Linked DNA regions of Homo sapiens: region 1 is linked to region 2. A link is a contact called in ENCODE POLR2A ChIA-PET data. All regions are on one chromosome and are shown on one strand. Each heading gives the region's core, a stretch centred on a gene start or an enhancer-like site at or near the end of the contact. The rest is flanking DNA. Distances are from core to core; before and after follow the strand shown. Region 1 holds the start of TCTA (T cell leukemia translocation altered). Region 2 overlaps ZNF589 (zinc finger protein 589).

Region 1 (4,849 bases), core at 1,903-4,402, 1.1 Mb after region 2:
TGTAGTCCCAGCTACTCCAGGGGCCGAGGCAGGAGAATCACTTGAACCCAGGAGGCAGACGGTGCAGTGAGCTGAGATCGCGCCACTGCACTCCAGCCTGGGCAACAGAGTGAGACTCCATTTCAAAAATAAAAATAAATATAAAACTACAACTATATGGCCAATTTTAAAATCCAGTGACTATGTACTATTTATCATAATCACTAGTAACCACAATGCAATTAAACCCAAGGTGCTGTCTACAGAAGGCCAGCAGCTTCAAATTAGCTCTCTTAGAAGCTGATCAGTCTTTCTTCTCAGAGTTAACATATATCTCTCAGCTCTCTAAGACAATTAAAAAGACGCAAACTAGCACCTTCTCCAGTCACTGCATGGACTCCACCCCATGGACAAGAAACACCTGAAGAGCTACCTGTTTTTACTCTCCTAATAACTTACACCCCCATATGACCAGAATAAACTTTTAAAAAGCAGTTAACTGACAAATGGAAAGAAATCAGGACTACGAAAATACTCCACCACCACCACATGCATGTGCACAGGGAATTGTTTACTTGATACACGCAGTACCCCAAATCAACAGTCAAAAGTGCCCACAGTTAACTAAAAATATCTTAGCCTGACCTAAATATCTTGGTTTTGAAGCAGTAAAGTGTAGGCCTTGCTCTAGAAGTTGGTCCCTTAAAAAAAAATCCAAACAAAGCCATGATTAGGCCAACCAGGGACCCTCGTACATTCATCTATCTCCCTCAATTGAAGGCAGGACCATCCAGTTAACAAGGGGAGAGTGCTGTGTAAGCTAATGAACCGAAATTTTTTGGCAAATGAACAGTTTCTCCCAAACTATTCACCATCAACAAGGTTTAAAAGAAGAAACAATGGAATAAGCTAGAAGTCCTGAATTTTAGCTGACTCTGGAGGCCAACTGCTTGGGAGTAAATGGAGAATACCTTAACAGAGCAGACAGTTCTGGTCTGCTCCTGACTAGATAGGTAACCTTGGGAAATTTACTTAAGTCTCTGGGACTCAGTTTGCTCATCTGCAAATGGGGTTGGACAACCAGTCCTGAAAGATTCCTCTTAGATCTAAAACTCAAGAACTACACAGTATTCCTACTCTCTTCTTCCCTCCAACACAGATTTTTATGAGAACAGAGAGGATAAATCTAGCACTAGACTTTAACTCAAACCAAGGTGCACCTTATATATTTAATGTCCCCAAGAGCCATCAGTGCTCCACAAAAGTAGATGGAACCAATTAAGACAAGTTATCCAGAGATCCTTCAATAAGTCATTCTTTACAATTAAAAACTAGTTTTTCAGTCCAATGTCACTTGTGCCAAATGCTCAAAACAGTATCTCCGCCAATCTAGCCACATCTAAGGTGACAATCATCCGCATGGTACACATTACACATCTGGGTGATACTAAGTGGTTGAAAAATTCTCTCCACATACAACATTTTAAATTATGGAAGTTTTTTGGTTTTTCAATTTTTCTCCTTCAGAAAGGCAGAGTGAAATATCTACTTACACACCTGCAAGAAACGTTTAAGACTTTCTTCAAGACAGAACCAAACAAGTCAACAACAGAGGTAAAAATTTAAAATCAGAACTATTAAAAAACACAAGTGGAACCAACTTTGAGGTAAAAAGGATTCCAATTTTCCACCGTAAACTACTAAACAAGGTTTGTGAACAAATCAACTTGGATGCGAATAGCGCTATTCAATGAAGACGACCCGTAACTGTAGATCCAATCAGTAACTAAGGTACAGATATTTAGATCATTCCTAATCAATACAGCGACTTCGACTAAGCAACATTGCATCTATTTTCATGCAACATCGCTTAAATCATTTACAGTTTTGTGTGTTGTTTTTTTTTTCCAAATGGAAAATACCCCTTTTCCACTCAAAACAGACCCCAAAGCTTTCAGACGAGTTCGGGCGCGTTCCAGGTGGTATGGCCGTAGATCATACCCCTAAGCGTTCAATACAATCTTTTACTTACTTACACAGTCTCCAACAAGTCTGCATTAAAAGAAAACCTACCCAAAGTGTAACTGGACTTTAATCAATATGAAACAGTGATTGTCGTTTCTCGTTAAACGTAAAAAGCAAAATGGAGTTGTAAAGAGTTTCTTTCCCATTTCAACTCCGACAGCCACGCGCGCTTTCAGCGGCCGGCTACACTGCGCGGTCGCGGGGCCCGGCCCAAAGCCCCCGCCCTGCCCGGCGCCGCTGGGAGAGGAAGCTCCGGGGACCGAGGGCGGGCAGGCGGGCAGCCTGGGCTCCACCAGGCCCGGCCGGGCGGGGGAAGGGGCACAGGAGACTACCGGGCGCGCTTCCGGGGACTGCGCGGGCGGGGTCGCCGCTTGGGGCGCGGGGCCCGGGCTGGGAGTCAGGTCAAGGGTCAGGGGCCAGGGGCGGCTCGGCCACGAGCAGCCGGTGGGGCGCGGCCGCGGCGGTGCGGCGGCCTGCCGGCCGGAAGAGTACCGGGCTGGCGGGCCTGGGGCCCCGCGGCGCCTGGAGGGAACCCTTCCGCTCACCTCAGGCAACGAATCCGAGTCCAGCCTCTTCGCGCCGGGGACGCCGGTCCGCGAGTCGCAAACTCGGAGACGAAGGCGGGTAGCTGAAGACCAGACCGTGGACTAACGAGAGAACCGACGGAGGACCGCGGGCGGCGGGAGGGTAGCGCGAGAGAGCGAGGGCGGGCGGCGGCGGGAGGGCGGGGAACGACGTGCGCGCCTCCGAGTGCCCAGCGGGCTCGAGCCGGCACAGGTCGCGGCCCCGCGCACGCGCGCGCACTCACAGCTCATCCACTATTGCTCAGGAGCCCGTCCACGCCCTAAAAGCAAAACCCTTAACCAATCATTGCAGCCGCGTGGGGCATCACGGGAACTCCGGGGCTATAAAAGACCTGGTTGCTATTTTGTACTCCCGGAGTCACTCATCCCTTAAGCAAGCAGGGTGGGGTTAGGTGCGCGTGCGCGGTTTTAATACTCCTCCCCGAACTGCCAACTCTTCACGCACGCGAAGTAGGCCCCACCCTGGCTGGGTTTACGCGTGCGCACTAACGGGCCTGGTCCCGGAAGACCACACGCGTGCGTGGTGGGGACTACGGTGACAGTACCCCGGGTGGGGCGAGGGCCAGTCATGGCGGAGTCCTGGTCTGGGCAGGCCTTGCAGGCTCTGCCGGCCACGGTGCTGGGCGCGCTGGGCAGCGAGTTCTTGCGGGAGTGGGAGGCGCAGGACATGCGCGTGACCCTCTTCAAGCTGCTGCTGCTGTGGTTGGTGTTAAGTCTCCTGGGCATCCAGCTGGCGTGGGGGTTCTACGGGAATACAGTGACCGGGTTGTATCACCGTCCAGGTGAGGCTTCCTACGAACCTCCGTGGGCTGGCCGCCCCCGCCCCCACCCTCTCCCGACTGTACCATTGGGTTCCCCACTATCCTGCAAGAGGCTCATCAGAACTTAACATTGGTTCACGGCCTTACTACCCTGAACGCATCTGACCTCGGAAGCTAAGCCAGGTACTTGGATGGGAGAACTTAACGTTGTGCCCTGACTCATGCCACCATACCATTTTACGCCAGAATCCCCACCAGTCCACCCATCACATTGTATCTGTTCCTCAGAACTCTCACCTGGCAATACCATTAGTCCCTTAGGACCCTCACCAGACTTCACCAAACAATACCAGTGGTCTCTAACCTGACCTGGGCTGATGCCTGCTCAGATTCCCACCCCAGCCTTCTGCAGCTCTGGATGTGTTTCTGCCTCCAGGTCTGGGTGGTCAGAATGGATCCACGCCTGATGGCTCCACGCATTTCCCTTCGTGGTGAGTAAATCTGTCCATACCGCAACCCCATGCTTGGCATTCCAAGGACACTCCTGTGCTGGTGACAGAGAGGGGAGTTCTCAGGCTTTAAGCCCACCAGCTTAATGGCCTTTGCAGCAAGCTTCAAGTCTGCACGTAGAGCTCAGGCTTCAAGTTAGGGTGACACCAAGGTCTGGACAGTCCATCATCATGCTGTTCAGCAGCCTGTAGGATAGGTGGTGGTATTGTCATAATTTCAGAGAGATGAAATGACAGGTTTGTTGGATTCCACTCTGCACAATCCCCTCAGTTGGGAAGGCAGTAATCTCTGTCCTGAGCACATTGACCTCATCAGGGTCAGCCTCCTCTTCTGCAAAACATGCGCTCACTAATCAGGGCATTCATTCAGATAATCTCTGGGCCCCTATCACGTGATAGGGGCCACACGAGGCCCAGAGAACAAAGACAACCCGGGCCCTGCTCATGGGGAGCCAGGGATTTATTAGGGGAGGGCGGCAGTGCATGGGGCAAGGGTGGTCAGGGAAGGCTTCTCCCAAGAAAGACACCTAAGCCGAGATCAAATGCCACAGGGTGACAAAGTGTACCAAGCAAAGGGAATGGATTGAGCAAGGCTAAGAGGGAAGAATACGGGTGACATATTAGAATAGGTAAGACTGTGATGCTGGAGCTTGAACGTGAGAGCTTGTTGGACCCTGGGAGCCATTGAAAGACTAACTCAGCAAGGCTGTGGTCTGATCTAATTTGCCTTTATAAATGCCTACTTCATGGCAAGTAGATAAAGGGGTCCAAGAGTTAGGGCTAGAGGTTAGAAAGGCTGCCACTGCCCAGGTTTCTGTCTTAGAGAAGAGGCCAGGCCCCATGGCTCATGCCTGTAATCCCAGCACTTTGGGAGGCTGAGATGGGCGGATCACTTGAGGTCAGGAGTTTGAGACTAGCCTGGCCAACATAGGGAAACCCCGTCTTTACTAAAAATAGAAAAAATTAGCTGGGCATGGTGGCATACGCCTGT
Region 2 (4,543 bases), core at 1,671-4,170:
ATCTCAGGTGATCCCACCCTCATTGTTCTCCCAAAGTGCTGGGATTACAAGTGTGAGTCACTGTGCTGGCCAGAAGAATTTTAACCAAATGTGTAGACCCATGGATTCATTCCATCCTATGCAGAGTCCTGGTCTTCCATATTTAATTAGCACAAATGCCATAAAACTGCCTTCCTACTATTTAGTAGTTCTCCCTGTGAACTATTCACTAAAGTTTCTTTACTATTCATTCCCTTGCCTGACGATTAAATAAACTCAAAATTTTTATTTATTTATTCACTTGTATTAAGTTCTGATGGTCTTTATTACCTGAATTTGGATTCTAAGCTCTATTATTATTATTATTATCCTTAATAATAATAATAGACCCCATAATAAATATCACTCACTATGGGCCCAGCATTGCGCTTTGTGCTCTGTAGGGCTTTACATAAAGACCAAATGTAATGCTGGTATTATTTCATAGATCGGGAAATTGAAGTTTAGAAGGATTAGTAACTTTGTGTCCACAGTCATAAAGTAAGAAAAGACAAGACAGGGTTCAGGATGCCAAAATATGTGTTCCTAAATACTCTAAATACACCACAAATAACTCTGAACTTTTTAAAGGTCTATGTTCTATAAATAATGAGATCCTTGCTACTTTGACTAGGCCTTTGAAGAAAAGAAGCCAGTGAGAATTAAGCCCCCTGACATAGATGCAATACCTCTTGGGAAAGCTAACCACCTTTGGCCTTTGAACTACATCTAGGGCCAGGAGTGTTCCAGGCTTTGACTACTCTAGGCTTGCAAAGCTGCCATCCAGACATCCTGATCATCAGATTCCCAGACACCCAGCCCAACTGCTCCAACTCTCTCAGGACAGGAAGAGGGATGAGGACTAGCTAAGCTATGCTGCTCCAGAGGAGCTACTGAAACCAGGACCCCCATCCATCCAGAAGAAATGAAGCCCTGGAATCATAGAGTGCTGCCCTAGAATCAGGAATCGAAGAATGTGGTGGTGGGAGTGGGTGACTAAAGCCAAATAGGGCCGGGCGCCGTGGCTCACGCCTGTAATCCCAGCACTTTGGGAGGCCAACCAAGGCGGGCAGATTGCCTGAGCTCAGGACTTCAAGACTAGCCTGGGCAACATGGTGAACGCCGTCACAAAAAAGTTCCTGTTGTTTCCCATGATTAGATTCAGATTATACACTGCACTCCATTTTTACTTATTACATATTTTACTTTAATCCAAAAAAACCCACAGCCGAATCTATTCTATATATTATCGCAACAGAGAATCTTCCAAGTAGGCATCCAGACATCCTCAGTGTTGTAAATATCTACAATTATACTAAAATTATCCTCTACCATAATCACATAATGCCATAAGCATTTGTTTCCACTGAGAGAACAGTCTTTATGACCTATACGGGAATGCTCTTTGTGACTTTTCCTTTGAGAAGAAAGGATGGATTGAGATAGGAGTCACTTAGTCTCGATGTCCCCCAATGTAGAATGCAGTACAGAATAGTATTGAAGAATGTGCATAGGAAGCCTTCATTTGAGTTTCCCCACTCATAAGTAGATATTTACTAGAGGAAGATTACATGCCAAGTTCTACCAGAAGTGAGGATTCATCAGTGGAGAAGACAGGCACAACTGACTTAAAGAAGGCTGGCTCTTGGTCCTCCAATCCAAGACCTGCTCTTCCCTGTTTTCCACAAGTCGGCAAATACAGTAATGTTACCATTTAGCTGCACTTTCCTAAGAAATATCAAAATTAAATTGCAACTGTTTCTAACCAGCTGAAGATAACAAACAACCATGAACTTTTTGTAATCCAGGAGGCCAGACCCTTTATCAGCCTAACTGAAGACCCTTGCCTAACTAATAAATAGAAGAATTTTTTTTTTTTTTTGAGACGGAGTCTCACTCTGTCGCCAGGCTGGAGTACAGTGGCATGATCTTGGCTCACTGCAACCTCTGCCTCCCGGGTTCAAGTGATTCTCCTGTCTCAGCCTCCCGAGTAGCTGGGACTACAGGCGCCCGTCACTCCACCCAGCTAATTTTTGTATTTTTAGTAGAGACAGGGTTTCACCATGTTGGGCAGTATGGTCTCAATCTCTTGACCTCGTGATCTGCCCGCCTCCGCCTCCCAAAGTGCTGGGATTACAGGCGTGAGCCACTGTGCCCAGCCCTTTGTATTATTCATATTCTTGCAACTTTTCTGTATATTTGAAATGATTTCCAAATCAAAAGTTTGAAGAGGTTGAATGAAAATATAGGTCCTGCACAGCACATCTTGGGGAGAAAGACTTTAATCATTGAGAATGATTAATGGGCCAGGTCTTATCATAAAACAAGAGCCCAGTCAGCCCTTCCTATGACTCTTCTGACTGGAAACTTTCTTTCTTCAGCAGAATCAAAGCCAGAAGTCCATACCTGCCCTTCTTGCCCTCTGGCCTTTGGCAGTCAGCAGTTCCTCAGCCAAGATGAGCTACACAATCATCCTATTCCAGGTTTCCATGCAGGAAATCAACTCCACCCAGGAAATCCCTGCCCAGAGGATCAGCCACAGTCACAACATCCTTCTGATAAAAATCACAGGGGGGCTGAAGCAGAAGATCAACGAGTGGAAGGAGGCGTCAGACCCTTGTTTTGGAGTACAAATGAAAGGGGGGCTTTAGTGGGTTTCTCTAGCCTGTTCCAGAGACCACCAATAAGCTCTTGGGGAGGCAACAGAATATTAGAGATACAGCTCAGTCCAGCCCAGAATGCAAGCTCTGAGGAAGTAGACAGAATTTCCAAGAGGGCAGAAACCCCAGGGTTTGGAGCAGTCACGTTTGGGGAGTGTGCACTAGCTTTTAACCAGAAGTCAAACCTGTTCAGACAGAAGGCAGTCACAGCAGAAAAATCTTCAGACAAAAGGCAGTCACAGGTGTGCAGGGAGTGTGGGCGAGGCTTTAGCAGGAAGTCACAGCTCATCATACACCAGAGGACACACACAGGAGAAAAGCCTTATGTCTGCGGAGAGTGTGGGCGAGGCTTTATAGTTGAGTCAGTCCTCCGCAACCACCTGAGTACACACTCCGGGGAGAAACCTTATGTGTGCAGCCATTGTGGGCGAGGCTTTAGCTGCAAGCCATACCTCATCAGACATCAGAGGACACACACAAGGGAGAAATCGTTTATGTGCACAGTGTGTGGGCGAGGCTTTCGTGAAAAGTCAGAGCTCATTAAGCACCAGAGAATTCACACGGGGGATAAGCCTTATGTGTGCAGAGATTGAGGCCGAGGCTTTGTAAGGAGATCATGTCTCAACACACACCAGAGGATACATTCAGATGAGAAGCCTTTTGTTTGCAGAGAGTGTGGGCGAGGCTTTCGTGCTAAATCAACTCTCCTCCTACACCAGTGGACACATTCAGAGGTGAAACCTCACGTGTGTGAGGAGTGTGGGCATGGATTTAGCCAGAAGTCGTCGCTCAAATCACATCGGAGAACACACTCAGGGGAGAAGCCTTATGTGTGTGGGGAATGTGGGCGGGGATTTAGCCGGAGGATAGTCCTCAATGGACACTGGAGGACACACACGGGAGAGAAGCCTTACACGTGCTTTGAGTGTGGGCGAAACTTTAGCCTCAAGTCCGCTCTTAGTGTACATCAGAGGATACACTCTGGGGAGAAGCCTTATGCATGCACGGAGTGTGGGCAAGGCTTTATCACGAAATCACAGCTCATCAGACACCAGAGGACACACACAGGAGAAAAGCCTTATGTCTGCGGAGAGTGTGGGCGAGGCTTTATAGCTCAGTCAACCCTCCACTACCACCGGAGTACACACTCCAAGGAAAAACCTTATGTGTGCAGCCAGTGTGGGCGAGGCTTTTGTGATAAATCAACTCTCCTCGCACACGAGCAGACACATTCAGGGGAGAAGCCTTATGTGTGTGGGGAATGTGGGCGGGGATTTGGCCGGAAGATACTCCTCAACAGACACTGGAGGACACACACAGGAGAGAAACCTTACGCATGCATCGAGTGTGGGCGAAACTTTAGCCACAAGTCCACTCTCAGCTTACATCAGAGGATACACTCGGGGGAGAAGCCTTATGCATGCGTGGAGTGTGGGCAAAGCTTTAGGAGAAAGTCACAGCTCATCATACACCAGAAGATACACTCGGGGAAAAGCTTTAGAGGTGCAAGGAGTGAGGATGTGATTTTAGCAACAAGTCAGCCATCAGCCACACCAGCGGAAATGCTTAGGGAGAAGCCTTGTTTGTAAGGTAATGTGGACAGAGCTGTACGTGGACATCATTACTTGTCACGTGTCAGAGGACACACTCGGGAGAAACCTTCATGGAGTGAGAGTAAGGTGTTGGCTGGAAGTGGCCCCTTAAGAGATACTTGGAGTCAAATCTATCCACTGTACGCCCACCCCACTCTTGTTCTAAGAGCTTTGGGGACAGTCTTTTGACCCCTTACATTCCTTTAGATGTGAAGATGACAGAGATCTAACTTCTGAGAGCAGAGGTGTCAAGTGACGGTCCCCTTGGAGGAA

The links. ChIA-PET counts read pairs that join two places held with the same protein, here RNA polymerase II (POLR2A).
Region 1: POLR2A ChIA-PET joins it to region 2 with 10 read pairs in activated CD4-positive, alpha-beta T cell. The contact joins the promoter of TCTA here to the enhancer-like site in region 2. POLR2A ChIA-PET finds 5 or more read pairs at or near these places in 2 of 52 experiments (MCF 10A and activated CD4-positive, alpha-beta T cell).

The regions. Positions count from the first base shown.
Region 1 is chr3:49,409,271-49,414,119 of GRCh38, forward strand. It overlaps TCTA (T cell leukemia translocation altered), which reads left to right and starts at 3,153. Exons shown (of 3, transcript NM_022171.3): 1 at 3,153-3,370; 2 at 3,786-3,840. The coding sequence starts at 3,157. RHOA (ras homolog family member A) reads right to left here and starts at 2,706. Exons shown (of 5, transcript NM_001664.4): 1 at 2,550-2,706. RefSeq lists enhancers at 1,853-2,827, 2,726-3,020, 2,956-3,365 and silencers at 2,146-2,235, 2,246-2,525, 2,586-2,885.
Region 2 is chr3:48,265,516-48,270,058 of GRCh38, forward strand. ZNF589 (zinc finger protein 589) reads left to right here. Exons shown (of 4, transcript NM_016089.3): 4 at 2,400-4,543. The coding sequence ends at 3,271. Among named protein-coding and RNA genes, the nearest start is that of ZNF589, 27 kb to the left of the region's middle. Within about 2 kb of position 2,921, at least 11 of the 41 ENCODE cell types and tissues checked have a DNase peak (open chromatin) inside an H3K27ac peak, as active enhancers do.